4 separate regions of the Homo sapiens genome follow, and all the other regions are linked to region 2. Evidence: chromatin contacts called from ENCODE Hi-C or POLR2A ChIA-PET data. All regions are on one chromosome and are shown on one strand. Each heading gives the region's core, a stretch centred on a gene start or an enhancer-like site at or near the end of the contact. The rest is flanking DNA. Distances are from core to core; before and after follow the strand shown.

The links. Hi-C counts contacts between places; a loop is a spot of excess contacts on that map. ChIA-PET counts read pairs that join two places held with the same protein, here RNA polymerase II (POLR2A). Pooled maps may share reads with other maps.
Region 1: a loop to region 2 is called in a map of CD8-positive, alpha-beta T cell, with 17 times the contacts of the local background. The contact joins the promoter of NORAD here to the promoter of UQCC1 in region 2. A Hi-C loop is called at or near these places in 3 of 168 maps with a recorded cell type or tissue (CD4-positive, alpha-beta T cell, CD8-positive, alpha-beta T cell and naive thymus-derived CD4-positive, alpha-beta T cell), 1 of 37 single-sample maps with no recorded cell type and 11 of 50 pooled maps. POLR2A ChIA-PET finds 5 or more read pairs at or near these places in 2 of 52 experiments (GM10248 and GM12878).
Region 3: a map of naive thymus-derived CD4-positive, alpha-beta T cell shows a loop between it and region 2 (20-fold over the local background). The contact joins the promoter of PIGU here to the promoter of UQCC1 in region 2. A Hi-C loop is called at or near these places in 1 of 168 maps with a recorded cell type or tissue (naive thymus-derived CD4-positive, alpha-beta T cell) and 7 of 50 pooled maps. POLR2A ChIA-PET finds 5 or more read pairs at or near these places in 1 of 52 experiments (activated CD8-positive, alpha-beta memory T cell).
Region 4: a loop to region 2 is called in a map of CD8-positive, alpha-beta T cell, with 20 times the contacts of the local background. The contact joins the promoter of AAR2 here to the promoter of UQCC1 in region 2. A Hi-C loop is called at or near these places in 4 of 168 maps with a recorded cell type or tissue (B cell, CD4-positive, alpha-beta T cell, CD4-positive, alpha-beta memory T cell and 1 more), 9 of 37 single-sample maps with no recorded cell type and 15 of 50 pooled maps. POLR2A ChIA-PET finds 5 or more read pairs at or near these places in 1 of 52 experiments (naive thymus-derived CD4-positive, alpha-beta T cell).

What each region holds. Positions count from the first base shown.
Region 1 is chr20:36,048,024-36,053,955 of GRCh38, forward strand. NORAD (non-coding RNA activated by DNA damage) reads right to left here and starts at 2,937. Exons shown (of 1, transcript NR_027451.1): 1 at 1-2,937. RefSeq lists enhancers at 1,934-3,133, 2,614-3,185 and a silencer at 2,673-2,882.
Region 2 is chr20:35,409,809-35,415,623 of GRCh38, forward strand. It overlaps UQCC1 (ubiquinol-cytochrome c reductase complex assembly factor 1), which reads right to left and starts at 2,165. Exons shown (of 10, transcript NM_018244.5): 1 at 2,132-2,165. The coding sequence starts at 2,155. RefSeq lists enhancers at 1,497-2,320, 1,911-2,010, 2,071-2,220, 2,321-3,143, 2,351-2,400.
Region 3 is chr20:34,673,639-34,679,254 of GRCh38, forward strand. PIGU (phosphatidylinositol glycan anchor biosynthesis class U) reads right to left here and starts at 3,454. Exons shown (of 12, transcript NM_080476.5): 1 at 3,318-3,454. The coding sequence starts at 3,447. RefSeq lists enhancers at 2,922-3,808, 3,809-4,694 and silencers at 3,074-3,173, 3,414-3,523.
Region 4 is chr20:36,232,588-36,238,378 of GRCh38, forward strand. AAR2 (AAR2 splicing factor) reads left to right here and starts at 3,891. Exons shown (of 4, transcript NM_001271874.2): 1 at 3,891-3,916. It overlaps LOC105372602 (a long non-coding RNA gene), which reads right to left and starts at 3,879. Exons shown (of 3, transcript XR_936695.2): 1 at 3,771-3,879. It overlaps EPB41L1 (erythrocyte membrane protein band 4.1 like 1), which reads left to right. Exons shown (of 22, transcript NM_012156.2): 22 at 1-212.

The DNA.
Region 1 (5,932 bases), core at 1,687-4,186, 640 kb after region 2:
TGGTTATATCTGATAGTGTCTTCTAAATACGAACATTCTGGTCTAGAACCCTTCATTCCTTCCAACTCCTCTCCACCACCAACCTGATGGATATAGGCACGTGTCACTTAGAGCTGATGTTATCTCACTTCCAAAAGTCCTTTTCAGAAGACAGCCTTTCTACAAATTTTAACAAAGTGTACAAAATGTGTTAGTTTACTAACTCTACTTCTGTCATACATTGGCAACCTCTTTAATATCTAGAGACTAGATATTATAAAATCGGGACTAATTTGTCCGTTATATATACAATATATACAGTATAGCAAAGTTAAATGAAATGCATGTAACATATACACAATGGATTAAGCTGAAATTTTCTAATAAACAATGGCAAAACACCATTTGCAATTTCTTCCCTCCCACCTCCCAGGTGGTTCAACAATTCCACTTCCAAACAGCATTTCCCATCAGTTTTTAAAAGCTATTTACAAAGTGTTATTCTACTACCACTTTTAAATACATCAAGCACTTCCAAATATCTAGAAAGACTAGATATTTCATATAACTTGTCCACCACATACACAGCACTGTTAAATAAAATTGCACACACATAACAATGGTTATCATCTGAGGTATCTTCTAAATGTGGCCATTTTGGCCTTGAATCATTCCCTCCTCCCTTCCTTCTCTGCCTTCAATCCAGTGGACAAGTACAGGCACGTGTAATGCTTAGAGATGGTCAAACAAATTCCTATGCAAAAGTCTTTACAGAAGACAAGTTTTCCTACGAATTTCAACACAAAGTGTACAAAATATGCTAATTTTACTCCTTTGTCATACACTGGCAACCTCTTTAACATCTAGAGACTAGATGTTGAAAAATTAGGACTATTTGTCCATTATATATACTATATACAGAGCAAAACAAAATGCACAAAACATATAGAAAAATGGTGTCTGAAAATGTCCAAGTATGAACACACTAGTAATATTACCTTTTGCAATTTCTTCCCTCCTACCTCCTCTAAACTATTGAACAAGTATAGACATTACTATACTGTTCACAAAGGTGGCTTCACAATTCAATTTCCAAAAGCATTTCCTATGAATTTTAGCAAAAAGATATTTACAAAGTGGTATTTTACTACCTATACATTTAACATACATCGGGCACTTCTAAACATCTAGATAGACTAGATGTTTCAAGTAAGGAGTTAATTTGTCTACTATGTATACAGCAGTCTTGAATAAACTGCAAACATGTAACAACAGTTATAATTTGAAAGAGTCTTCCAAATGTGAACATTCTGGCCTAGAACCCTTCCCATCTCCATCAACCCAGAAGACATCAAATTTTCAGAAGACAATCTTTCCTAGGACTTGTAAAACAAAATGTACAAAATATATTAGTTTACTAACTCTACTTTTGTCATACACTGGCAACCTCTTTAACATCCAGAAAGACTAGATGTTGTCAATTAGGACTCGTCTGTCCTTTATGTACACTATATACACAGATAAGTAAAACAAAATGCACAGACATAATGATTCATCTTGCCTCGCTGTAAACAGGATGGCATAGAGCTCTCTGCACCTCCCCCTCCTCTCTCCTCCCCTGAACCACTGCACAAACACAATGAGTATTACTCAACAGGTGATTTGGCCATTCCCCCCCAAAAATATTTCCTATGAATTGTAACAAAAAGGTATTTACAAAATGTGATTTTGCTACCTCTAATTTTAACATATCAGGCACTTCAGAACATCTAAAAAGAAGAGACATTTCAAAAAAGCTTAGCATTGTCAACTATATACACAGTAGTGAGGAATAAAATGCACACAAAACAATGGATAGAATATGAAAATGTCTTCTAAATATGACCAGTCTAGCATAGAACCTTCTTCTCTTCCTTCTCAGGTCTTCCAGCTCCATGTCATCTAACCCACTTAACAAACGTGGACGTATCGCTTCCAGAGGCCGTCTTAACAACTCCATTTCCAAAAGTCATCTCCAGAAGACATGTATTTTCTATGATTTCTTTTAAACAAATGAGAATTTACAAGATGTGTAACTTTCTAACTCTATTTTATCATACGTCGGCAACCTCTTTCCATCTAGAAGGGCTAGATGTGACAAATGTTTTCTATTAAAAGGTTGGGGTGGAGTTGAGAGCAGCTTTTTCATATTATATACACAGGCCTTCCATAAACGGCCAGTAAATCTTCCCAGAGGGTGGTGGGCATTTCCAACGGGCCAAACGTGGCCTGTCATTCTACCATTTCTCTCTTCCGACAGCAAAGTCTGGTAGAATGAAGACCAACCGCCCGATGGCCGCTAACCGTTCCACCCGTCGTCGTTCGGGACTTCGCTCACCTTCCAGGCCCCTTAAGGCCTTTGTCCGTTGTCGTCAGGACTAGGTAGGTCTCGCCCAATGGCGACAGAGTGGTCACCCGGGAACCGGATCTGCGCGGCTCCGTGGCCTAAAGAGGCGGCCGAGCCTGCTTGCGTCCCTAGGCCGCCTTCCCGGGCCGTCCACGCCTTAATGGCCTCCGCCGCGCGGCGTTCGAGCTGCCGCCATACTTCCCGGCCCACCACGCCCAGCGCCGCCCAAAGGCGCTGCGTCCCGGCGGCTCTGCGGGGGTTTCGTCGAGGCTTGGGTCGGGAGACCCGGGTGCCGGCGGGGTCCGGGCTGGGAGACGCCACGGCCGCCATTAGTCACCGAGGTGGGGTGGGAAAGAGAGGTTCGCTGCGGCTTCAAGGTCTGGGCACAGCCAGTGGGCGGGCACAGCCAGTGGGCAGCCACAGCAGAGGCCTCCGTTATCTGCAGGGCAGAGGGCTCGGCCTGTCCCGGGGCCCCCCAGTTCACCCGCCGGCCCGGGGCCGGAGGGCCTGGAGGGCCCTGGAGGAGCGGGCTGCGTTCTGCGTCTCTCCGCGATCTCTGCCGGACCGGAACTGACTTGGCAGTTCTCTGCGCTGGCAAGAGAGGAGCGGTACCGGAAGTGCCCTTGCGCTGGGGGCCCGCGAGCCGTGGTTCCGGGTCTGCAATGTTCCGGCGTGGGGGTGGGGAATGGGGAATGGGGTGTGGTCACGTGGGGTTAGGGCCCCCTCCACCCCGCTTGCTCTTCGCAACGGAAATTGCTACTGGCCTCAGAATTCCCTGAGCAAACGTTGCTTCTCTATCTCCTTACTCCTCCGGTGCTGGATAAGAAGACTCCAATATTTCATTTATTGACTCATTTACCACCTGTTTACCGAGCACCTATGTGCCTCTAAGCACGGGGGAGTGCAGCAGTAAAGAAAAAAACACAGGAAAATTTCTGCTCTCCTAAAATTTACATTCTAGTAAGGGAAACAACAATAAACAAGATCCTTAAAATGCATAAAAGGGTAGATAGCGAAAGTGCTTTGGAAACATAAAAAGGAAAGAGGAATATGAAGTGCAGGTGCGGAATGCTTTATAGTACGGCCAGGTGACTCTGGAGCAGAGACCCGAAGGAGGCGAGGGGATGAGCCATGCTTGGAGATGTCTGTAGGGGAACAGCTTATGCACAGGCCACAAAGCCGAAGCATGTGGGCCAGGCCTGTTCCAGGAACAGCAAAGAGGCTGGGGAAGAGAGGAGAGAAATGGGACCATGGGAGGGAGTTGAACTGCAGTGCGGGAGAGCTGAAGTGGAGGCAGGGGCAGAAGCAGGGAGACCTGATAACTGACTGTTGCAATCAAGCAGGTGAGCTATGATAGGGACTTATGCCAGGGCGACGACAGCAAAGGGGGCAAAAAGTGGTTGAATTCAGGGGTTGACATAAGCTCAAGTCTATAAGATTTGCTGACGGACCAGATGTGAAGTGGGAGAGCGAGAACTGAAAGATGACTCCACACTTTTTGGCCTGAGCAAATGAAAAGGCAGCCGCCTTAAGTGAGATGGAAGAAACCATGGGAGGAGCAAGCTTTGGGGAGAACACCAGGAGCTGAGTTTTAGGCATGTTAAGTTTGAGATGTCTGTTTGACATTCAAGTGGAAATGTCAAGCAGACAGATGGATTTATGAGTCTGGCATTCAGGGAAAGGTTTGAACTGGAGATGAATCTTTGGGAGTCGTCAGCATATAGATGTCTTTAAAACCTTGAGGCTGCATGAGAGAACCAAGAGAGGGACAAGGTCTGAGGTCTGATCCCTGGGTAACGTTTACAGGTCAGGGAATGAGAAGGAACCAGCAAAGGAGACTGAGAAGCGACCAGGGTGGTAGGAGAACAACCAGGAGAGTGTGGTGTCCTGGAAGTAAATGAGGAAAGTGTTTCAAGGGGAATTTATCAACAGTGTCAAATGCTGCTGATGTGTCAATTAAGATAAGGTTGGAAATGACACTTCCAGCTTTTAGAATTAATGCTGTGATGAACTTCCTCGTGAATTTTCACATTTTGTGTAGACTTCTGAATTCCTTTGGGTTTTTTTGTTTTTTGTTTTAGATGGAGTCTTGCGCTGTCACCTAGTCTAGAGTGCAGTGGCGCGATCTTGGCTCACTACAACCTCCACCTCCCAGGTTGAAGTGATTCTCCTACCTCAGCCTCACGAGTAGCTGGGATTATAGGCGCCCGCCACCGCGCCCAGCTAATTTTTGTATTTTTGAGTAGAGACGGGGGTTTCACCATGTTGGCCAGGCTGGTCTCGAACTTCTGACCTCGTGATCCACCTGCCTTGGCCTCCCAAAGTGCTGGGATTACAGGCGTGAGCCACCGCCCCCAGCCTCTGAGTTCCTTTGTTTGTATTTGTATTTTTATTTTTTTTTTTTGAGGCAGAGTCTTGCTCTGTTGCCCAGGCTGTAGTGAAATGGTGCGATCTTGACTCACTGCAACCTCCACCTCCTGGGTTCAAGTGATTCTCCTGCCTCAGCCTCCCAAGTAGCTGGGATTACAGGCACTCGCCACCAGGCCAGGCTAATTTTTTGTATTTTTAGTAGAGACGGGGTTTTACCCTGTTGGTCAGGCTGGTCTCGAACTTGTGACCTCAGGTGATCCACCCACCTTCGCCTCCCAAAGTGCTGGGATTACAGGTGTGAGCCACCGCACCTGGCCTGCATTTTTATTATTTTTAAAATTATTTATTTATTTATTTATGTTTGAGACAGGGTCTCGCTCTGTCATCCAGGCTGGAGTGCAGTGGTGCCATCTCGGCCCACTGCAACCTCCAACTCCTGAGTTCAAATGATTCTCCTGCTTCAGCCTCCCAAGTAGCTGGGACTACAAACGTGTGCCACCATGCCCAGCTAATTTTTGTATTTTTAGTATAGATGAGATTTCACTGTGTTGGCCAGGCTGGTTTCAAACTCCTGACCTCAGGTGATCCACCTGCCTCGGCTTCCCAAAGTGCTGGGAGTACAAGCATGAGCTACCACCACTGGCCCTGAGTTCCTTTGGATACAATTCTGGAAATGTAAAGAAAGATCAAAGGATTAAGACTCTTGATGCAGACTCAGACATGATTCCCAGGAGGAAAATCCTGCAGTCAGAAAGGCCTTGCTGGTGGAAGGTGGACAGGAGAGGTGGCGAGAAGTCCAGGGGCTCTAGTCCACAATGAGATGACAAGGCCCTGAGCCAGGAGAGTTGCACAGAAGTAGAAAACCGGTGAAGTGAGTGTTTCTAGCATTTCAAGAGAAGAAGCCAGTGGGCTGAATACCTGAGAGAAGAGGGAGGAGGGGAAGGAAGAGCCATGGATTATACAAGTTTCAAACACTAGCGCTAATGGGTAGTTTGGTAGTTGATACATTAGCCAAGACAAGGAGTAGGAGAGGCTCCTGGTCCCCTTTCTGAGCTTCCCACCGCCTAAGCAGCCAAACATGTGGGTATTCCTGGAACCTAAAGATGAGGATGATGAAAAACATGTATACATCCTGCTTTCTTTTTCTTTTTCTTTTATTATTTTTTTTCCGAGACGCAGTCTTGCTGTGTCTGGGCT
Region 2 (5,815 bases), core at 915-3,414:
CTTCTTTTTTTTTTTCAGACAGAGTTTCACTCTTTCACCCAGGCTGGACTGCAGTGGCACAATCTCAGCTCACTGCAACCTCCGCCTCCTGGGTTGAAGCAATTCTCGTGTCTCAGCCTCACGAGTAGCTGGGATTACAGGCGCCCACCACCAGGCCTGGCTAATTTTTGTATTTTTAGTAGAGACAGGGTTTCACCACGTTGGCCAGGCTGGTCTTGAACTCCTGGCCTCAAGTGATCCACCTACCTCAGCCTCCCAATGTGCTGGGATTACAGGTGTGAGCCACGGCACCTGGCCAGGAATACCTCTCTGTGGTTCAGTTTTCTTATCTGTAAAATAGAGGAAATAACACGCCCTCCTTTCCAAAGGGATGTTATAAGGATTAGGTAAGTATTTTAAAGTGCTTAGCACGTAGTAAGTGCCCTATAAAATGATAGTTGTCAGGCCAGGCTCGGTGGCTCATGCCTGTTATCCCAGCACTTTGGGAGGCCGCAGGAGGCGGATCATGAGGTCAGGAGTTCGAGACCAGTCTGGCCAACATGGTGAAACTCCATCTCTACTAAAAATACAAAAGTTAGCCAGGTGTGGTGGCAGGCGCCTGTAATCCCAGCTACTTGGGAGGCTGAAGCAGGAGAACTGCTTGAACCCAGGAGGCAGAGGTTGCAGTGAGCCGAGATCACACCGCTGAACTCCACCCTGGGTGACAGAGCGAGACTCCATCTCAAAAAAAAAAAAAATACAAAAATTAGTCAGGTGTGGTGTGGTGCATGCCTGTCATCCCAGCTACTCGGGAGGCTGGCACAGGAGAATTGCTTGAACCCGGGAGCAGAAGTTGCAGTGAGCCCGAGATGGCACCACTGCACTCCAGCTTCGGCGACAGAGCAAGACTCTGCCTCAAAAAAAAAAAAAAAAAAAACAAAACCCTAAAGGGTGGCAGGGGAAGGATTAAAAAAAAAAAAAAAAAAAAAACCACTAAATTCAGAACATTCTAATTGCCATTTCCCCAGCAGTCCTCATTTCTGAATCAATTTCTGGCCTGAAATCAAACAATCACTTCACCAGGTGAATCTTTCTGGCAGTTACAGGGGCTACTCTACAAATAAATATTTACTGAACAGCAGTCGAGGGTACCTCACTCTGCTAGGCTGGCAAGGAATACAAGAAGTAAAACTGTCGTCCTTGTAAGACATATATAAAAAGATCAAAAACACAAATGTAAAATAACAATTCAGAAGTTACCTAGACACAGGAATAGACCATGTCTACTATGAAAAACAGTGTCTTTGACCCAGTTTTTGAAGACTCGCTAAAACTATACACTCTCCCATCCCTCCATGATTAAAAACTAAGCTCTGTATCCTAACGTTTTTTCTGCTGCCACTTTCTTTTCTCCTTTAATTGCTAGAGAAAAGAGTATGCTAGAAGGGTCAGGACTAAATCTCAAGAGGTGCAGTAGTTTCACACACGGGTGCTAAAGAGTCTGGTAGTCTTTCCTTACTTCATTCATTTATTCAACAAGTAATCATTTAACACCTATGATGTGCCAGACACCATGCTAGGCAAAGTGAAAACGACGGAGACAGACATGACTCCAATTCTCACGCAGCTTTCAATCTAATAATCTATATTCCACTTAACTGTACAGTTAAGAACTGACTTATTACCTATGAAAGAAACCCTGAGAATCTCAGAATCTAAAGGGACTGCAGGAGATAAATGTCCTCGTTTTTCACATAGGGTCAATGAGGCCCAAAAGTGACTTGCTTAAAGTCACTATGCATCAGTGACAGTCAGGGACTAGAACCCAGGCCTCCTGAAACTCCAATCAGTGTCCTACATGCTCCTCTCCCTGAGGGGAAGCAGGTACATGGGGGAGGGAAGGAAAAGTAAACCCCATCAAATAAAGGCCAGATGTCAGTCTTCCCCTTCTCGAAAGATGGGGGAGCTAAGGTCAAAACGGGGTAGGAAGAGGTCGGAAGCTGCCTCAGTTTCCCCACGGAAAAGCGGCCACTCAGCCTAGCTATAACACAGGCTTCCCTCCTGCGATTCCTTCCAATTCCTCCCGCCCTGCCTTGTCGAACTCCAACCCGGGACCCAGAGAGCTACCGTAGAAAATTACTCCTTCACTCACAAGGACTCGCACCAGCAACGCCATGTTCCTCAATAACCATTTCCGGGTGAAGAGTGAGTTTCCGGTGTCCCCTTTTCTACGTCCTCCTTTTGCCGGCGAAAGACTGGCAAGGGGGGCGCAGGCGCAAAGAGGTCGCTACGCGCACGCGCTGTTGTTTTCTCGGCTGTGCACCAGGCTGTCGTGCCCGGGCACGCTCTCCCTGCTGTCTCCCCCACTACACGTAACAGTGGTTCAAATCCTTCCCCCACGCCTGTCTCCTTGACCCCAGACCTCGGGGCTTCTCATATCCCTCTCTTTATTCCCCACCTAACCCAGCCTCACTCCTCAGCCCCTCCTTCCCAAACTCCACCCCAACACTTTTCAATGGAGGTTGAAAAGAACAGGACTTTAGGAAATCCCAATCTTTAGAAAGAGCCAGAAGACCGGGCGCGGTGGCTCACGCCTGTAATCCCAGCACTTTGGGAGGCCGAGGCGGGCGGATCACCTGAGATCAGGAGTTCGAGACTAGCCTGGCCAACATGGCAAAACCCCGTCCCTAACTAAAAATACAAAGAAAGTAGCCGGGCATGTTGGTGTGTGCCTGTAATCCCAGCTACTCTGAAGGCAGAGGTTGCAGTGAGCCGAGATCGCGCCACTGCACTCCAGCCTGGGCGACAGAGCAGGACTGGACTCTGTCTCAAAAAAAAAAAAAAAAAAAAAAAAAAAAAAGCCAGAGAAGGAGGCTAAGATAAAAGAATACGGGGGATACCAGACTCCTGAAAGTCAAGGCAAGAAGGCGGTCATGTGCCGATCTGAAGCCTGGTAGAGGAAGAAACTTTTGGGATTTGTGGTTGGTTGGTTGTTTAAGGGAAACATCTTTGCATATTGATAGGAAAAGATTAGTGAAGAGTATACAGGGCCGTGCCCGGTGGCTCATGCCTGTAATCCCAACACTTTGGGAGGCCGAGGCAGGTGGATTGCCTGAGGTCAGGAGTTCAAGACCAGCCTGACCAATATGGTGAAACCCCGTCTCTACTGAAAATACGAAAAAAATTAGCCGGGCATGGTGGCGTGTGCCTGTAATCCCAGCTACTTGGGAGGCTGAGGCAGGGAATCGCTTGAACCCGGGAGGCAGAGGTTGCAGTGAGCTGAGACTGGGGCACTGAACTCCAGCCTGGGTGACAAAGCGAGACTCCGTCTCAAAAAAAAAAAAAAAAAAAGAGTATACAGGAGAATCAATCAAAGAGGCAAGGAGCTTCTTGAGGAAAGTGGCAGAGAACGGCCTTGGTAGAAGACTCCTCTTCCATTACATCCCAAGAGAAGAGAAGACAAAGTACTGGTGCTTTGGGGGTTGAGGGAGCAGAGGGGCAGGATGTTGAAGGACTTCTTTCATTTCATTCAGTCAACAAAGACCTATTGAGTCTTCCCTATGTGCTGAACACAAGACATACTGGCTTCATGGAGTTCTTAGACTGGTGGGGGAGGCATAGGAACCCAGTGAAAAAAATTAAAACTGGGGAGCTACTTTGGTTAGGTTGGTAAGGCCTCTCCAAGAAAGTGACATGTAAGATGAAATCTAAAGGAAGAAGAGGAGCTAGTCATGGGAAATAACTTCACTCGACTATTTTTTTAATTAAATTTATTGATTTTTATTAATTGACAAAAAATATATATTGTGTACAACAGGATGTTTTCTTTTTTCTTTTTTTTTTTTTTTTTGAGACAGAGTTTCACTCTTGTCGCCCAGGCTGGAGTGCAGTGGCTCAATCTCGGCTCACTGCAACCTCCACCTCCCAAGTCAAGCGATTCTCCTGCCTCAGACTCCCAAGTAGCTGGGATTACAGATGCGCACCACCACGCCTGGCTAATTTTTGTGTTTTCAGTAGAGACGGGGTTTTGCCATTTCGGCTAGGACGGTCTCAAACTCCTAACCTCAGGTGATCCACCCACATCGGCCTCCGAAAGTGCTGGGATTACAAGAGTGAGCCACCGTGCCCCCGGCCAGGATGTTTTAAAATATGTATACATTGTGAAATGGCTAAGTCAAGCTAATTAATATATGCATTACCTCATATTTTTGTGCTGGAAATGTTTAAAATATGTTCTTTAAGCAATTTTCAAGAATACAATACATATTCATAGTGGGTATAGTCACCATGTTATACAATAGATCTTTTCTTTTTTTTTTTGAGACGGAGTTTCACTCTTGTTGCCCAGGCTGGAGCGCAATGGCGTGATCTTGGCTCACTGCAACCTCTGCCTCCCGGGTTCAAGTGATTCTCCTGCCTCAGCCTCCTGAGTAGCTGGGATTACAGGCATGCGCCACCACGCCCAGCTAATATTATATTTTAGTAGAGACGGGGTTTCTCCATGTTGGTCAGGCTGGTCTCGAACTCCCGACCTCAGGTGATCCGCCTGCCTTGGCCTCCCAAAGTGGCCTCCTGAACTTATCTCTCTTAACTGAAATTTTGTATCCTTTGACAAACATCTCCTCAGCCTCTAGTAACCACCATTCTACTCTCTACTTCTGTGTGTTCAACTTATATTCCACATATGAGAGAAATCAAGCAGTGTTTGTCTTTCTGTGCCTCATTTATTTCTCTTAACATAACATCCTCCCAGTTCATCCATGTTGTCATAGATATGAGCATTTCCTTCTTTTTTTTTTCCTTGAGACAGAGTCTTGCTCTTGTTGCCCAGGCTGGAGTGCAGTGGCACAATCTTGGCTCACTGCAACCTCTCCCTCCCGGGTTCAAGCAATTCTCCTGCCTCAGCCTCCCAAGTAGCCTGGACTACAGGCATGTGCCACCACACCCAGCTAATTTTTATTTTTAGTAGAGATGGGGTTTCTCCATGTTGGTCAGGCTGGTCTTGAGCTCCCGACCTCAGGTGATCTGCCCACCTTGGCTTCCCAAAGTGTTGGGATTACAGGTGTGAGCCACCGCACCTGGCCAGCATTTCCTTCTTCTTTTAGGCTGAATAGCATTCCATTATATATATAAATCACTTTTTTTTTTTTTTGAGACAGAGTCTTGCTCTGCCGCCCAGGGTGGAGTGCAGTGACACAATCCCAGCTCACTGCAGCCTGTACCTCCTGGGTTCAAGCAATTCTTGTGCCTCAGTCTCCCAAGTAGCTGGGACTACAGGCACGTGCCACCATGTCCGGCTAATTTTTGTATTTTTAGTAGAGACAGGGTTTCACCATGCTGGCCAGGCTGGTCTCGAACTCCTGGCCTCAAGTCATCTGCCCACCTCTGCCTCCCAAAGTACTGGGATTACAGGCATGAGTCACTGTACCTGGTCATAAACCACATTTTCTTTCTTTCTTTCTTTCTTTTTTCTTTTTTTTTTTTTTTTTTTTTGAGACGGAGTCTCACTCTGCCACCAGGCTAGAGTGCAGTGATGCAATCTCAGCTCACTGCAACCTCCCCCTCCCAGGTTCAAGCGATTCTCCTGCCTCAGCCTCCTGAGTAGCAGGGATTACAGGCGTGCACCACTACACCCAGCTAATTTTTGTATTTTTAGTAGAGACGGGTTTCACCATGTTGGTCAGGATGGTCTCGGTCTCCTGACCTCATGATCTGCCCACCTCGGCCTCCCAAAGTGCTGGAATTACAGGCGTGAACAACCACGCCCAGCCACCACATTTTCTTTATTTGTTCATCACTAATGGACACTTAGGTTAATTCCATACTTGGCTGTTGT
Region 3 (5,616 bases), core at 2,204-4,703, 730 kb before region 2:
AACTCAAAACCTTAGAATTCACCTTTTTGGCTTTCATTATTGTGTTGAGCTTCAACATGGATTATCTCGTTGAACAGGATACATAATTTCCTATTTTACAGATGGAAACACTGACGTTAGAATTCATACAGCTTGGCCGGGCGTGGTGGCTCACGCCTGTAATCCCAGCACTTTGGGAGGCCAAGGCGGGCGGATCACGAGGTCAGGAGATCAAGACCAGCCTGGCTAATATGGTGAAACCTCGTGTCTACTAAAAATACAAAAATTAGCCAGGCATGGTGGCATGTGCCTGTAGTCCCAGCTACTTGGGAGGCTGAGGCAGAAGAATCGCTTGAACCTGGGAGGCAGAGGTTGCAGTGAGCCAAGATCATGCCACTACACTCCAGCCTGGGCAACAGACTGAGACTCCATCTCAAAAACAACAACAACAAAAAAAGCTTGGCGCAGTGGCTCATGCCTGTAATCCCAGCACTTTCACAGGTCAAGGCGGGCGGCTCACCTGAGGTCAGGAGTTTAAGACCAGACTAGCCAACATGGTGAAACTTATCTCTACTAAAAATACAAAAATTAGCTGGGCATGGTGGCGGGCACCTGTAATCCCAGCTACCCAAGAGGCTGAGACGAGATAACAGCCTGAACCTGGGAGGCGGAGGTTGCAGTGAGCCGAGATCGCGCCATTGCACTCCAGCCTGGGCAACAAGAGCAAAATTCTGTCTCAAAAAAAAAAAGAATTCATACAGCTTATAAGTTGCAGAACTAGAGAAAGAGTCAAACCTTTTCTGAGATTCCAGACCCTGCACTCTTAATTACCAAACAACACTGTCTCATCTTTGGATCCTTCACCTGTCCATCCTGTAAGTAACCTCCTGTAAGTAACCAGATCCTATGCTTTCTTCTCTTCCACATTTATTCAACAGTAACTACACACCTACTGTATGCCAGACATAAAAGAATTCAGGAATGAATAAAACAGAATCCTTCAAGGAGCTCATAATATAGTGGAAAAGGCCAGGTGTGGTAGCTTATGCCTGTAATCCCAGCACTTTGAGAGACCCAGATGGGCGGATCACTTGAGCCCAGGAGTTTGAGACCAGCCTAAGCAACATGGTGAAACCCCATCTCTACAAAAAATACAAAAAAATAATAATAATAACAAGTAGGGTTGGTGGTACATGCCTGTAGTCCCAGCTACCAACTACTTGGGAGGCTGAGGAGGGAGGATGTCCTGAGCCCGAGAGGTCAAGGCTGCAGTGACCCATTATCACTGCACTCCAGCCTGAGTGTCAGAGTGAGACCCTGTCTCTTGAAGAAAAAAAAAAAAAAAAAGAGGCCAGGCATGGCGGCTCACACCTGTAATCCCAGCACTTTGGGAGGCCGAGGAAGGCAGATCACCTGAGGTCGGGAGTTCAAGACCAGCCTGACCAACATGGAGAACCCCTGTCTCTACTAAAAATACAAAATTAGCCAGGCATGGTGGTGCATGCCTGTAATCCCAGCTGCCCAGGAGGCTGAGGCAGAAGAATTGCTTGAACCCAGGGGGCGGAGGTTATGGTGAGCCGAGATCGCACCATTGCACTCCAGCTAGGGCAATGAGAGTGAAACTCCATCTCAAAAAAAAAAAAAAAAAAAAAGAGAGAGAGAGAAAATGTGGAAAAACCGGATATAAACAGGTAATTATGAGATAAGAAATGCTCTTAGTAGGGTGTAGAGGAAGAAGGGCCTAATACTGCCTCAGGTTTTCAGTTATCCAGAAGAAAACAGGAACCAAATGGCTTCGATTCATTTCAACAGAAAAATAATACGCAGAGGTAACAAATCCAAGCTCTTACAATCTCAGACATGAATTATTACTATCTTTATTACCATTCCCCAACTAGGAAACCTGGGCAAATTAACTTCTCTAAATTTCAGTTCCCTCATCTGTAAAAGGGGGAAAATAACACCATCTATCACATAGAAATAAATGTGAGGACTAAATGAGAAAAGGTATATGTTACCATTTTTAGAAACCTTAACTCTATTCATAAAACACCCATTCATTATGCCGTTCCCCATACCAACATTCTATGGGATAACATCAAAACGTTAGCCTTGGCCAGGTGCCATGGCTCACGCCTGAAATCCCAGCACTTTGGGAGGCCAAGTGAGACTGCTTGAGTCCAGGAGTTCCAGACCAGCCTGGGCAACATAGAAAGACCCTGTCTCTAAACAAAAAACAAAAACAAAAACAAAAAAACTTTAGCATTTAAAGGACACAAAGGGGACTTCTGGGGTGCTGATACTGTTTCTTGAACTAGGTGCTGGCTACATGAGTGAATACAGTTTTTAAAAATTCATTGAACTCTACACTTACTTAATATGCATTGTATGTATACTGTACTTCAGTAAAAAAAAAAAAAAAAAAGTTGTTTGTTTTTTTTTAATCATCAAACTCTGGCCTAAACCTAGCTTCCACCCCATTACTCCCCTGCTTTGGACATTTCACATCCTTGAACGTTTCTTCATCCTATTTACTTTCTGCTACCTGGAACTCTCCTTTTCTCTAATCTCCCTTTCAAAACCCTACATCCTTCAAGAGTCAGCTCAAATCCCACATTCTGGAAAACTGGAAAGGTAGGGGATAGTTTATTCAGGGTCAGAATACTAAGGAAGGAACTGGGTGGACACATAAAGTATACTTTTCATGAATTATTATAACGATTTGTCTCCCTCACTAGCCTGTGCAGCTACTTCAGGCCAACTTCGCTTTCTCGCTGTAGGCGTTAGTATAAAACAATGTTCGGTGAAGAACTTAGTAAGGAACAGTAACAAAAATTGCCCTGCAAGTCCCAGACTGAGAAGAGACGTCTAAAGCACACGCACACTCTCCTCGCTTAAGCAAAATTGGTCCCCTCATCCCGGACCCCCTCACACATAACCTTTTATCCCAGGGAGCACCCCTGGCGATCCCGCCCCAAATCCCAAACTCCTCTGCAAGCCGCGCTCCACAAGCACCTCCTCCTCTTATTCCAACCCTTCCCACAGACCACACTCCTCGGCTCAGGACACTGAATGGGACACGCCCCCTCAGATCCCCACCACTAGGTGGTCCGGCCCCCAGGGCCCAAACCTCACGACACTGTCCCCACGCCCCGGTCCCCACGCCCCCTCCCCTCACCAGCCCCGCCCTCAGGCCCCGCCCTCTCCAAGAACCCCACGAGACAGTCAGTTAGTTCTCTAGGAACCGCGCGCTGGCGGTCACTGCCCCCGCCTCCCATTCACAGAGGCCGCGGGAGGGCAGGTGGGGCCTGACAGTCTGCTCGAGCCAGTGGCCTCACCTCTCTTCCAAGAGCTCAGTGGGGACACCACCTCCACCCGCTCGGAAATGAACTCGGCCAGACTGGAGCGGAACAAGGCCGCCCGCACTGTCACAGCCACCACCAGCACCAGGACCAAGGGAGCCGCCATGATAACTGGGGCGGGCGCGCGGGCGGGGAGGGAAGGCGAGGCGGAGGAGCCTCGCGCGCTGTGCGCCACGCTCTGTAGTTCCGCGGGTGGGCGCGCGCTGCCGCTGGCGCCGGAGAGGCCAGACGTGGGGACTACGGCTCCCAGAAAGCCTTGCGGCGAGGCGGGCCGGAGCGACGGAAAGCGGGCGCCTCAAGCTGCGTATGCAGAAGGTGGGGCGAAACCTTCTACGATCGCAGGTGTTTTGTGAAGCCGCGCCGCTATAGCGGGGCTGAAACGCTGCTGAAAGTAGAAGCGGAAGTAGTCGCCTTCCTGGGATTGTGAGAGACTTTTAAACAGATGTTAAATTCACTCTTGCGTGTATGTTTTCAATGCCAAAATGTTTATTTTTATTTTTATTTTTATTTTTTTTGAGACGGAGTCTCGCTCTGTCGTCCGGCTGGAGTGCAGTGGCGCGATCTTGGCTCACTGCAACTTCCGCCTCCTGGGTAGCTGGGATGACAGGCGCCCACCACCACGCGCGGCTATTTTTTTTTTTTTTTTTTTTTTGTATTTTTAGTAGAGATGGGGTTTCACCATGTTGGCCAGGTTGGTCTCGAACTCCTGACCTCAGGTGATCCGCCCGCCTCGGCTTCCCAAAATGCTGGGATTACAGGCGTGAGCCACCGCACCCTGCCCAAAATGTTTATGTTTTTTGTTTTTGAGACAGGGTCTCAGTGCCGTCGCCCAGGCTGGAGTGCAGTGGCGCAATCTCAGCTCACTGCAGCCTGGACCTCCCGGGCTCCAGAGTAGCTGGGACCACAGGTGCGCGCCACCACACCCGGCTAAGTTTTTGTACTTTTAGTAGAGACGGGGTTTCGCCATGTTGCCCAGGCTGGTACCTTTTATGTTTTTAAAGAGTGTTAAATGTGTATTTTTTAAAAAATTTATTCTGGCAGTTGTTTGTTAAACGCCAACTATTTTCCAGGCACTATGTTAGGTTCTACAGATGCGTTTTGGAGTAGTAGACTGATTTATTAGCTAGTTCAACAAGTCGCTTAACCCTTGTGTGCTGAAAAATGTGCTGATTATAGGCTAACTAGGGACAGTTGAGGAAGGCTTAGAAATTTTTTTTTTGTTTTGGAAACGGAGTTTCGCTCTTATTGCCCGGGTTGGAGTGCAATGGCGCGATCTCAGCTCACTGCAACCTCCGACTCCCAGGTTCAAGCGATTCTCCTGCCTCAGCCTCCCGAGTAGCTGGGATTACATGCATGCGCCATCACGCCCGGCTAATTTTTTGTAATTTTAGTAGAGACAGGGTTTCTCTATGTTGGTCAGGCTGGTCTCGAACTCCAGACTTCAGGCGATCCACCTGCCTGCCTCGGCCTCCCAAAGTGCTGGGATTACAGGCTTGTGTCATCGTGCCTGGCCGGAAGGCTTAGAAATTTTGCCAGTCGCTTTTAAACACAGGCATTTTTGAAAATTAAGACATATAAACCTACAGTTAAATAACTTATATTGAAAACAACGGAATACATATTCAACACGTCACTTTCTAATTATTTTACTACACTTTTTTTTATATGTGCTTTTGAGATTATTTACCACCGCTGTATCAGTACAGCAAATACTATCTCTTTCTCTTCCCAAATGGTGGTGTTCAGTTTCCTCAGGTTGATAGATTGAAAATCCCTCCCAATGCGAGTGTTTACACCACAGGAATCAGCAAACACTACAAATCAGGGGTTTGGGGTTTGGAGAGCCCATTGATAAGCATTAAGCAGCACACTTCATTAATTAATGTATAGTAAGTGCTTAAATATTAGCAATAATAATATTAAATGTGCAAGGAAATTTCATATTTGTGAAGAAAAGGAAACAGGCTGGACGCAGTGGCTCACGCCTGTAATCCCAGCACTTTGGAAGGCCGAAGCAGCCGGATCACTTGAGGTCAGGAGTTTGAAACCAGCCTGCCCAACATGGTGAAACCTCGTCTCTATTAAAATTACAAAAATTAGCCAGGCATGGTGGCCTGTGCCTGCAGTCCCAGCTACTCAGGAGGCTGAGGCAAGAGAATCACTTGAACCTGGGAGGCGGAGGCTACAGCGAGCCAAGATAGCGCCATTGCACTCCAGCCTGGGCGACAGAGCCAGACTCTGTCTCAAAAAAAGAAAGAGAGAGAAGAAAGAAAAC
Region 4 (5,791 bases), core at 2,641-5,140, 820 kb after region 2:
AACTGCATGAGCAACATCACTCGAAATAATTTTTTTTTTCAAAAGCACCTTAACAACCAATTGCGATGCTGTCCTGTTCCTTTTTACTCACACCCTTCTCTCCTTTCTCGTCCCCATGCTCCCCCACCTCAGTGCTCCGTGCTGTATGCGTGTGCTCTCTGTTCTTGTATACTCAATATAAGTGAAATAAATGTGTTTGATGCTGAACCATACTTCCTTGGCACCTCTCCTCTCTCTCTCTCTCTCTCTCTCTCTCTCTCTCTCTCTCACTGTCTCTCTCTGACTTTGGCCACTGGTACAAGTTGGCACTGTGGGAGGGGCTAAAACTGAAGTGGAGACATCCCAACTTAGAACATGTTTATGCAACAAATATTTGGAACTCAAGGTGGTCCAGGCCTTGGGTGACTCTCCAGGCACAACACAAACAAGACAAAAGTCCCTGCCCTTCATGAACCCACAGGCTAGTGGAGGAAACAGATGCCAACACAGGCAAACAGTCCGTTACAGAGCACTCAGCACTAGGAAGGAAATACACCGGGAGAAGGGAAGGAGGGTCACTGAAGGAGACCACTTTAAATACAGTGGCCAGGTAAGGCCTCCCTGAGGAGGCGATCTGTGAGCTGAATGAAAAGAAGGATCAATCAACAAAGGCGAGGAACTTTGGTGCACATTCTAGGAGAGGGAACAGTAAGCATACAGGCCCCAGGACGTGGAGGGGCTTATTGAGCGGAGAAACAGCATGGTCCCTCCTCCTGAAAGAAGAGTACCTACATTGGAGTCTCTCTTCCTGTAACCCCCCTACATGGGAGCCTAGTGGGAAAAAATACAGCAATCCTCAACTTCGGCCTTTGCCCAGAACCTCTATATATGTTCCCATATCCTCATACCACCTGTCCCATTATTCACTTATTTTTCTTTAAATTGACTCAGGTCAAGTGCAGTGGCTCACGCCTGTAATCCCAGCACTTTGAGAGGCTGAGGCAGGCAGATTACCTGAGGTCAGGAGTTCAAGACCAGCCTGGCCCACATAGTGAAATCCCATCTCTACTAAAAATACAAAAAATTAGCCGGGTGTGGTGGTGCACACCTGTAATCCCAGCTACTCGGGAGGCTGAGGCGGGAGAATCGCTTGAACCCAGGAGGCGGAGGTTGCAGTGAGCCGAGATCGTGCTACTGCACTCCAGCCTGGGTGACAGAGAGAGACTCCGTCTCAAAAAAATAATAAAATAAAATAACTAACTAAATAAATTGACTCACGTTAAAAGCAAATGCATTTAAAAAGGAAACTATATTACTTCCACAAATGAAAAGCTTATGTTATTTGCCAAGAAAGGAGGTCTTCATAAAATAAATGCAAAAATATTAAAATTAACAACCACAATGCACTTAAAACCTAAACTCATCCCTTGGACCACCTGAGGTGCACACACCACACTTTCCTTTTATTCCACCAAGCAACTCACCTCAGCCCACCTTTATTGCTGCAAATCTCACCAGCGAGTCTTTTCCATGTGTATGTATTTTTCCAGAGTTGGTCATCTTGTACATACTTTTGTAAATACTTTAAAATATATATATGTACATATATGTATATATATGTACATATATATCTATATACACGTATATATATCCTGAGCATTTCCGTATACTTTCAAATACTAAATACTTATTTTCTTTGGAAAGGTAATTCATTAAATGATACAAAGACTATGCAGTGAAAAGTGATTCTTCAGCCTTCTCCAGATTTCTGTCTCTTGTCAGAGGCAATTGCTGCGAGGAACATTATGAATCCTTCTCTGAATTTTCCCTATAGGTCTCCTTTAGCAATCTGTTATCCCTAGGGTTCTGGAATAGGACTTGGTTTACAAACAATGGGTCTTCATATGATTCCTCAGGACCCCATACACCCTGATCCATATTTCTGTCTCCCATAAAGGACCATCCTGACTCGGCTTTTGTCGAATAATCAAAGGTAAGTTCACCCAGATTAGTGTTTTTCAACTGCATTGAGAGTGGGGAAATGACCCCTCCTCCTTTACCCCCAACCCCCGCCCCGGGGACATTTAGCAATGGTTGTCACAACTGAGGGGTGCTACTAGCTCTAGTGGGTAGACGCCAGGGTTGCTGCTAAACATCCTACAATGCACAGGACAGCCACATACAACAAATACTTATCTGGCCCCAAATGTCAATAGTGCCAAGGTTGAGAAATTCTGATCTAAATGGACATGTGACCCACAAGGTGGGACTCCTAGGCCACCATTTACAGCTTCTACAACCAGTGTTCAGTGTCCTGGAGTCTCTGAAAAGACGGTGAGCCCAACTGAAACAGGGAGCTTTGAGACCAGACCATAGAGCTCAGCACTTAAGACTGGGAGTGGGGAGGGGTGGAGAGGGAGCTGAGCTTCTTCATGCAGGAGATGAAACTTGACAGGACAGGCTGAGATTGGTAAGCATGACTGTGACTGATGGAGGCTGTCTCTGGTTAATCCTGCAGCAGCTCATTGTGATTAACCATGACTGCAGGGCCCGGTCTAGTCTGCAACCCACTAAGAGATAAATTTTGACCGAGACAGATTGGCGTGTCCAGCTGTCACTGAGGAAATGTGACAGACAAGCTAAGGAGCAGCAGCACAAGAGATAAGAACAGACAGCCCTTGGTTTGCATTCTAGCTCTGCCATTCTCTGGCTGTGTAACATCTCTTTGAACCTCAGTTTTCTCTTCTGCAAATTGGGAATACACATACCTTACAAGGGTTAGTGCAAGGATTATAAATACCCAAGTGGGCCGGGCACGGTGGCTCATGCCTGTAATCCCAGCACTTTGAGAGGCCAAGGTGGGCAGATCACCTGAGGTCAGGAGTTCGAAACCAGCCTGGCCAACAAGATGAAACCCCGTCTCTACTAAAAATACAAAAATTAGCCAGGCACGGTGGTGGGCGCCTGTAATCCCAGCTACTTGGGAGGCTGAGGCAGGAGAATGGCTTGAACCCAGGAGGTGGAGGTTGCAGTGAGCCGAGATAGCGCCATTGCACTCCAGCCTGGGTGACAGAGTGAGATTGCGTCTCAAAAAAAGAAATACCCAAGTGGCCTGCCCTAAAATCACATAAGCCAATTCTTGGCAATAAATCACTTAATATAGATCTCCTACTGGCTCTGTATCTTTGGTGGAACCCTGATTAATAGTGCAGGGTTAGACCCACAAATAGTTATTTATTAATACCAAATTATCATCATTATTAATTAAATGCATAATATATGTACTCAGCTGAGCTTTTGTGCCTGGCTTTGTGCTCGGTTCCAGGGAAACAGTGAGGAACAAGACAGGCAGATTCCTTCCCTAGTGCGTTGATAGCCTGACTGAGATGTTAGGACTTGGCCTGCAGGAAGGACACGGGGTGATAATGGCCAGAGGGACTGAGGTGGCGACCGCTGCTGCTGCAGCAGCGGAGGCTGACGCTGGTTCTCTCTGGGCTGGTGGCTGGGTTTCTGAGGCTCTCCCCGAGGGCTGAGTGTGACTGGAAGCTGAGACACTGTGACCGGGATAGAGACTGGCTGACAAAGACAGTGACCGAGCGCCTGACTGGCTACTTCTGAATAGTAGCCACTGGTACAAGCCTTGGCTGTGCTTTAGTGACCATGACTGCTTGAGCCCAAAGTAAGATGGCTGGTGGCTGTGTTTCTGGACGGGGATATAAAATGCATAGGTTAATGAAAGTTGTTCACAATTCAGAAGCTAAAACGAGAAACTAAGAATAACAAAAGGCAACCTTGCATCCGGCGGAACCTGCAGGCACGGGCCATTCTTCCCGCGACCCAGGGCTCTGCCGGACCGCTTCCCCCGTCGCTCCAGTCAGACGCCAAAGCTGGAGAACTTCCGGTGCGTTTCCGCTGTACCGGAACGTGGGGCGAGGCGGTGAGTGTGGCCTCCTGGCCTCTTTTTCCTTTCCTGATTCCTTGTGTATGTGTGGCTGGGCCGCCCCTCTTCTCGGCTCAGAGTCACGGAGTGCCTTGAACTAGGCCCACCTCGCCGGGGCGGCTGGTTCTCTGTTTGTGGGACGCTGGTGTCTCTGGAGGCCCTTCCTGAGAAGCCGTCGCCAGAGTTACGTCGCGGTTTTCTTAACTTTAGAGCCTGGGGGCCGGAGACCCTGATTGCACTCGACCTGGCTCTGCCCTACTCTCTGCGTGACTTCCAGTAAGGTCTTTCCCCGAACTGAGGCTTTGTTTCTCGTTTACAAAATGGATATCATACTTGTATTAAATAAATGTTTACTAAGCGTTGAATCTGTGCTAGGGATACAGCAGGACTCAAGTCTCGTGGCGATGACAGCCTTCAATCAAACATCCAAAACTGCAGTTGTGATCATTGAGACGGAAAGGTACAAGGCACCCCAGATTATATCACAGGAGACCTGACCTAGCCCCAGGGCAAGGAACCTTTACTGAGGAGGTGAATATTGAGCTGAGATCAGAAAAAAGGATTTGACAAAGTGGGGAGGGAAGAGTTTTCTATATGGAGACAGCCTCCAATTTCAGGTTCTGAAAGAGGCCGTTGTGGCTGGAACAGAGAGCTTGTGGGGGACCATTGTGTGACACAAGCTAAAGGGGTTGCCAGGAGTCAGACCGTGCAGGCTTTGTAGGTAATAGGAAGAATTCTGGTTTTTCAAGAACCATATGGGAAACCACTCAGAAGCTGACATGGGTGGTGTTGTGATTAGATTGGCATTTTGAAAAGGTTACTGCTGTTGAATGGAGAATGGGTTGAGGAGCAAGCACTCTGAGTGAGGGACGATGGTAGCTTGGATTAGGGAGGTGGTGGAGAGAAGTGGATGGATGTGACTTTAGGTGTTCCAGGACTGTGAGGAACTCACAGAGCTGTCAGTGACAGGGGCTGGTAGACTGCAGAGTTCTATGCATATTTAATAAACGTTTTCCTAGCATCTCCTCTGTGCTAGGCCCTGTGCCAGCTGCTGGAGATATAGTGAATAGAATTACAGACTGGTGGAATTAGCATGAAAGAAACGTCATTATCAAGGAGGAGCACACAGATGTCACAAGGGAAAATGGCTAATTGATGAGCTGTTATTGTAAATGGAATATCTGTTCATTCAGCAAATATTAAATACTTTCTGAATTCAGGATTACAAATAGGAAGATGATACGTATTATTATTATTATTATTATTATTATTATTATTATTATTATTATTATTTTGAGACGGAATTCGCTCAGACCCCCAGGCTGGAGTGCAGTGGTGTGATCTCAGCTCACTGCAACCTCTGCCTCCCAGGTTCAAGCAATTCTTCTGCCTCAGCTTCTCAAGTAGCTGGGACTACTGGCGCACACCACCATGCGCGGCTAATTTTTTTTGTATTTTTAGTAGAGATGGGGTTTCACAGTATTGGCCAGGCTGGTCTCAAACTCCTGACCTCATTATCCATCCGCCTCGGCCTCCCAAAGTGCTGTGATTACAGGCGTGAGCCACCACGCCCGGCCTGTTGATACGAATTATTTAGAGCAGAGTCTTTCAAACTTTTATGACTGTGACCTACAGTAACGAATACATTTTATGGCACAACCAAGTATACACACAAACACACAAAGCTCCAGAAAACAGTACTTAGCTTTACTACTCATGATGTATTGTGATATTTCAAAAATTCTGTTATTTTCGTTTAAAAAATAATGCTGGTTGAGACCTTCACATTGATTTCCTAATCCACTAATGGATTGTGACTTGCAGTTTGGTGAAACACAAAGTGCTGATTCAGGGTAAGAGTCATTTGTGGTG